Regions from separate parts of the Homo sapiens genome. Here region 1 is linked to region 2. The links are chromatin contacts, found by Hi-C in ENCODE. All regions are on one chromosome and are shown on one strand. Each heading gives the region's core, a stretch centred on a gene start or an enhancer-like site at or near the end of the contact. The rest is flanking DNA. Distances are from core to core; before and after follow the strand shown.

What was found. A loop is a pair of places that touch in the nucleus more often than their neighbours do. Pooled maps may share reads with other maps.
Region 1: a loop to region 2 is called in a pooled map, with 10 times the contacts of the local background. The contact joins the promoter of GPR183 here to the promoter of TPP2 in region 2. A Hi-C loop is called at or near these places in 2 of 37 single-sample maps with no recorded cell type and 7 of 50 pooled maps.

The regions. Positions count from the first base shown.
Region 1 is chr13:99,305,481-99,308,666 of GRCh38, reverse strand. GPR183 (G protein-coupled receptor 183) reads left to right here and starts at 1,268. Exons shown (of 2, transcript NM_004951.5): 1 at 1,268-1,327. The region is part of intron 4 of UBAC2 (UBA domain containing 2); the gene reads right to left.
Region 2 is chr13:102,595,143-102,598,306 of GRCh38, reverse strand. It overlaps TPP2 (tripeptidyl peptidase 2), which reads right to left and starts at 1,321. Exons shown (of 30, transcript NM_001330588.2): 1 at 1,104-1,321. The coding sequence starts at 1,268. LOC107984588 (a long non-coding RNA gene) reads left to right here and starts at 1,365. Exons shown (of 2, transcript XR_001749984.3): 1 at 1,365-1,859. RefSeq lists silencers at 808-1,097, 1,258-1,547 and enhancers at 1,618-1,677, 1,728-1,887.

The sequences.
Region 1 (3,186 bases), core at 19-2,518, 3.3 Mb after region 2:
CTACTCGACTATTTTTACAGAATCCTGGAGCAGAAAGGCTTCTGAGATCACAGAGTTACAAATTCCTACCAAATGATTCAATTCTGTTTACATCATCCCTCAAAATCATCAAGTTTACTCAAGCATCTAAATAAGAAACAGCATATTCCATTTTTCAAAATAATCACAACTTTTGGGAATGACTCTCATCTTTTGATCCAAAAGCTATGTCCAGTAACTTCTTACTGACCCTCCCGCTAGTCTCTGGAGTTAGGAAGACTGACACAAGCAATGTAAACACTTTTCTATGAGAGTTTCCACAAGCATAAGGATAATGACCCTATGCCTACAAAGCATACACATCCCCAGCTTATTTAATCAGTTCTCCTAAGACCTGCTATCCAGGCCCCTCACTGCCACAGGTGTTATCTATGTCTTCGTAAAAAGCAGCACCCAGAAGTGGCTGGGAATGGCCAGATCAGTCCTGACTAAGTGTAAACATCACCTCTCCTGATCTGAGTGCTACATATCTGGTAATTTAGCCTACAAATAAACTGCATTCTGACAGACACGTTAGTTGGTTTAAACTGAGTCAACTACAACTATGAGGTGAATGGCATGAGTCTCTTTCACCCTGTGCTGAAGAGGCTGGATTTTATCTATAATGGGCCTCCCTTCAACTGTTTCCCTGTTATTCAAGTACTCACACAGCCTCTGACTCAGGCAGCCTCTCGACTGAAAACGGCGACTAATCCAGTCCACTCCACATCCTGGACTGTCACTCACCCCCACGCCACAGAAACCTGTTTCTTTCTCATAAGCTGTGGATAAGGTGGAATGTGTAAACTACTCCCTGATACCAAGTTTCCAGGTAAAAAGCACTGTCAAAGTTGACACTATTTTCCTTAAAACATTTAAAAACCCATACTTTTACATGCAAAATCAATATAAAATCATCAGTAACTTGGTCTTTTTTTTGGTTAAGGTTTATTGCTTCAGTCTCTTTCAAAGAATTTTTTGATACTTAAACCTTTACAGAAAAATTTATAAAGTTCCACAGATATCAACAATTCATAAATTCCAAGGGGCTTTTGGATAGTTTTTTTTAATCACTATAAAAAATTTCACTTCCCATTTAAAACAAAAAAAAACACAAAGTGCACACACGTACACGAGGCTAACTGCTCATTACATGCTCAGTCACAGGGTGACAGAGAAAAAAAAAGTCACCACCATAAAAGGAGGTCTGCACAGCCTCTCTTAAAACAACATGCCACAGTTAAAACTTACTTCAGTTTGGACAACTACTCACAGCTACTACACAGAGACCCGAACGAGTCACTGATATGTAAGTACAAGATCTTTTGCTTTTTCAACAAACTTTTTAAAGAAAAACTTTAAAAGCCTAAGTTTTAAGGTAAAAGGTAAAAAGGAAAACAATCTATTTAAGAACAAGCTACCATCACTTCTAACAAAAATTATATTAATAATGTAAGTTTACTCTCTCTGCTGACTGGTAGGTCTAGTTAGTTCTTATAAAGTTGACTGAAAGCGATGGGTCCACCAGAAATATCTTTGTCAAAAAATAGGGCTCACTTCATGTACTACTGTATAAACTCACAATGACAAAAGACAGTATCAAGCAAAACTATGCAAATAATGCCAATATTTCAGGATAACTTAGTATGAAGGAAAAGGAACAAAGTTATTTTAATATAGAATATTCCTATGCTATAGGAATTATTAGAAATATAAGATTATTTCTCAGGATAGAATCTCAGGGGTAGAATTCCTAGGGCAAAGGGTATATTTTCTAAAGCTTTAGATATAAAACGGTACTTTTTGGTCTACAAAAACATTTTACCAATTTACCCTCCCGCCAGCAAAGAGTACCAATCTTTGCTTTTTAAATGCTAAATACTACTAATTAGATAAGTGAAAAAAAAGTCTGTTGTGTGGTTTATACTTGTGTTTACTTAGACTAAACGTATCTTTTCTATGTGCCTGAGGGGAAAAAATCACAATGAATTCTATGCAGTGCTTTGGCAACATTTATGTCCAGGTTGGGAATGGTGGTAACAGAAACTTGGCAAAATAGAAGCTGTGAAGAGACTTCCTTTAAAGGGCAGTGAGGGTTTTATATATGTGTGTTTGTGTGTGTGTTGGGGGAGGGGGGCGTGGTATTTTGTTTTTTTGGTGTCACTCTGAGTACAATATAGTGTAATAAGAGCAAGGGCTCTGAAATCAGGATCAAATGAAATTTACAAGCTGTGTGGCCCCCCCACACACAAGTTACCTAATATCTGGCTTCAGCTGCTTTACCTGTAAAATGGGGAGTATTACTACTGCCAAGTCCTTACAACATTGCCTCTCATTATAAGTGCTAAAAAACTGTCTCCCATCATTCTTCTCCCATCTCTCTGGCCACTGACGTACCAGAGGGTGAATCCAACAGATATGTTATGGATATTTTACATAAAGACCCTGAATCAGGCTGGGTGTGGTGGCTCACTCCTGTAATCCCAGCACTTTGGGAGGCCGAGGCAGGCGGATCACCTGAGATCAGGAGTTCGAGACCAGCCTGGCCAACATGGTGAAACCCCATCTCTACTAAAAATATAAAAGTTAGCCAGGCACGGTGGCACTCACCTATAATCCCAGCTACTCAAGAGGGTGAGGCAGGAGAATCCCTTGAACCTGGGAGGCGGAGGTTGCAGTGAGCCGAGATTGCGCCACTGCACTCTAGCCTGGGCGACCATGCGAGACTCTGTCTCGATAGATAAATAAATAAATAAATAAATGGCCCTGAGTCTATGGATGATCACACATCTAACTGTGCTTACTGGTAGGACTGCACACTTCTTATATTTTAGCATGTTTTCTCTCTGCGGGTTCACTGCACTTTTTGGACATAAAACCACAAAGAATATGCTACTCCACAAAATGTTCACTCACATGTTTATGTATCGCGTTAGTGACAATGGTAATGATCCCTTGCATAAATTACTTTCATCTGGCTTCCTAGAGCTAATTAGTACCATGACCAGTCAGTTAATGGAATAAATATTAACTCAGGTTTCTATATGACTTTAATTCATTTATTTATTCTATAGATATTTACTAGATATCTATTGTAGGTTGGTTCTGTAGCATTCTATAGGATAAAATGTTGGATGAGATCAAGTCATCATCCTCAAGAAGCTTACA
Region 2 (3,164 bases), core at 72-2,571:
GGATGAGTGTTTAGTGTAGAAAGGAGGATAAGATAGCCAGGGGCTGATCAACGAGAGATCAGCATACAGTAGGATTAGTCAGGGATGCTGGGAGATGGATCTTGAATAACGGTGAAATTTTATTACTGGATTTCAGTAAAGGGTTAAAAGTACAAAAGTTAAACTTTAAAGACTTTAAACAGAATGCTTTTAACGAGAGACAACATACTTTCAAAAAAACTACCTTCTGGTATGATACCTTGAATCTACAGATTTTAAAGTTGCCTAAGGCAAAAAACTAAGTAATTTTTAAAAACCGTCGTATGTTTTCAGGTTTAAAAAAAAAAAAGTCGCATATTTTCATAAGGTCTGAGAAGCTCGCCAAAACCAAACCTAACTGAATTCTCCTTATGTAAACGAAGACTAAGCCACAAGATTCAATGACCCTAAGCAAACACGCTGCAGAAGACCGTTTAAAAATAGAATACACAAAACTACCACAGGAAACAATTCCGGAAGAGGACTGGGTTATCTTCTGGAAACCCAGCTTTCGTGCTTAAAGACAAACTATTCTTCCCCAAACCAAATCTCCCGATCCCTAAACATTAAGTTCTCACATGTCAGTTGCCTATCTGGTGTCTCCACCCCACCCCAATGATAAAAGCTGTAAAATTCTCTTTAAAAACGTCAGGCTGGGACCGGTGTCCGAGGCACGAGGGGTAGGCAGAGGAAGGCGGCGTGGAGGGAAGGAGCCTGGGGGGTCCGGCCTGGCAGCGCCGAAGCGAGAAGGAAGGGGAGTCCCTGGGGCCAAAGGGGGACCCAGGCTTCCCCAGGCAGCCGCGCCGGGCACGCTGCTTTTGTTGAGCTGGGGGGACCACGGCCCAACCTGGGGTCCGGGCCCTCGCCCGCCCAGCGACCCTGGCACTGTGCGCCGTTGAGTCCCCTTGGCGGGCGCCCGTCCCTCCCGCGCCTGGCTCTGACCTCTGCCCACCCCGGTGCTGCCCACCCCGGCCCGGACTCGGCCGCAGAGCGGGGCTTTGGCCTGCCGGGCTCCGAGACTGTGTCCCCACCCGCGTCCCCGGCCGCCCGCGCCCCCGCGCCCGGGCCCTCGGGGGCCGCCTCACCTGCATGCCCGGAGCCCCCGGGTCGACCCCCGTGTCCAGGACTGCGATGAGCACCCCCCGCCCATCATACTCCGGGTAGCGGCAGAGGAAGGAGGCGGCTCCGGTCTCCTTCTTCGGCAGGAGACCGTGAAAAGGGAAGGGCTCCTCAGTCGCAGCGGTGGCCATGGACGCAGGATGGAGGACGAGGAAGCGGCAAACTGCCAGGCTGCGCGCGGACTAGCAGCGCGAGGACACCCGTGCGGCCTCGGGCCGGAGGCGGGGGCGAGGGGCGGGGTCGGCCCGTCTTCCACCAATCCCGGCCTGCCAGGGAGCGGTGGCCAATCACGTGCTGCTACGTAAGCCAACGGCGCCGCTCTCAGGAGCTAGGCCCGAGTATTGCCCGGGCTGCAGTGAAGGGGGAGGAGTCTGAGGACATTACTGGAGGGTTCGGATCTCGAACCTGGGGCCTTGAAGAGGCCCGCGCTTGGGGTTTTTAGGCAACAGCAGGCCTCCAAGCAGAGTCCTGGTGTCCCGGACCGAATCACTCCCCGAGAGACGGGCAAGGAGATGGACCGCCAGCCAGGAATAATGGGAACCCTTCGCTTGGCAAACGATAGTTTCCAAACTTAAGGTTGTGGATGAAACTTTTTGGTGCGGCTGCTGCAGGAGCCCCAGCCCCGGGGTGCTGCTGACCCGAGGCAAGGGAGCCGGCGCACTCACGCTTAGCCGCTAAGGAGTCTGCGGTGTCGGCGAAAGCTCCGGACATGATTTTGGAAGGTCGTAGGTTAAGGGGTGTAGACTTTGGGTTCCCCTGTGTTGTTATGCCCCTTTGATGGGGGTGAGGTGGTGAGGGGGAGCAATAGGGTGGAGACAGGCAATAGTTTCAGTCAACAGGAAGTGGGTTGTTGGTCATTCCGTCGCCTTTGTAGCCAGTAACAAAGCACGAGACTGAAATGGGCCCCTCCTATCCTCTGCTGATCCTTAGCTTCCGGGATTTCTGAAAAACATCTTTTTTTTTCCTCTTACACTGAAGTTTCTGATTGCTCCTTACGGCTGTCCACTCAATTATAGAGCCATAATTTTCAGTTTTCCAGATTCACAGTGCCTGCCGTCAGTTGCTGCAAGCTGCATAGTGGTCCTCTAATGATCTTTATGTCTATGCTCATGCCAGGGTAATCTTAGCCTTTTATTGTGCCGAAGACCCCTTTGGCAATCTGGTGAGGCCTATTTCTCAAGCAGTGTTTTAAAATGCATACAATGAAATAGATAGGATTACCCAGGAAATAAATTATGTTTAAATGCAGTTATCAAAAATACTAAAGGCAATTTTGTTATATAGCAGGAGCTTTACGTGTGTGTGTATAGTTACAGGTGTACTTCTTTTGCATTAAATAACAGGAGCTAGGGCCAAGGCTAATAAACTACCATAACTTCAAAATAGTGAAGAATATAATTATTTGGAGATAGCGGTGAAAACTGCACTACGATGAACTGATTTTTATTGGTGACATAACAGCATAACTACCCTGGTTTTTGCCTACATTCATACTTGATGTGAAAAAAATTAAGAGGTTTGTATCTTTTTTCTACGGAAGTTTTTGAACCCCTTGGATTCTGTCTATGGACACCAAGTTAAGAATACCTGGTATAAAGGAAAGCCTTATGCATGCGGTTTCCAACCCACAGAATTTCAGAGATCCTCCATTAAGTCTCAAAAATTATTCTTATGGCTGTGCAATGGTTTCAGCTGATTCCTTGATCATTTATTCAGTCCATAAGTCTTACACAAGCATGTTCTCTTTAGTGCAGAGGAAAAAGAAAAGTTGAATGTTTTTCTTCTTATTCCCAACTGTTTACATTACCTCTAGAAAAGAATTTCAAATTAACACAGACGAAAACAGAATAACAAACTCGCAGAAGACATTCAGTATAGAGCTTATAGTGATAGAACAGAATGGCTCCCAGTTTCAAGTGAACCATAGTCCAATCACTTCATTTTATAGATGAAGAAACAAAGTTAACTGACTGTCATGGATTACAAAACAGGTTGATGAAAACACGGGATTTGTCTTCTCACAATCT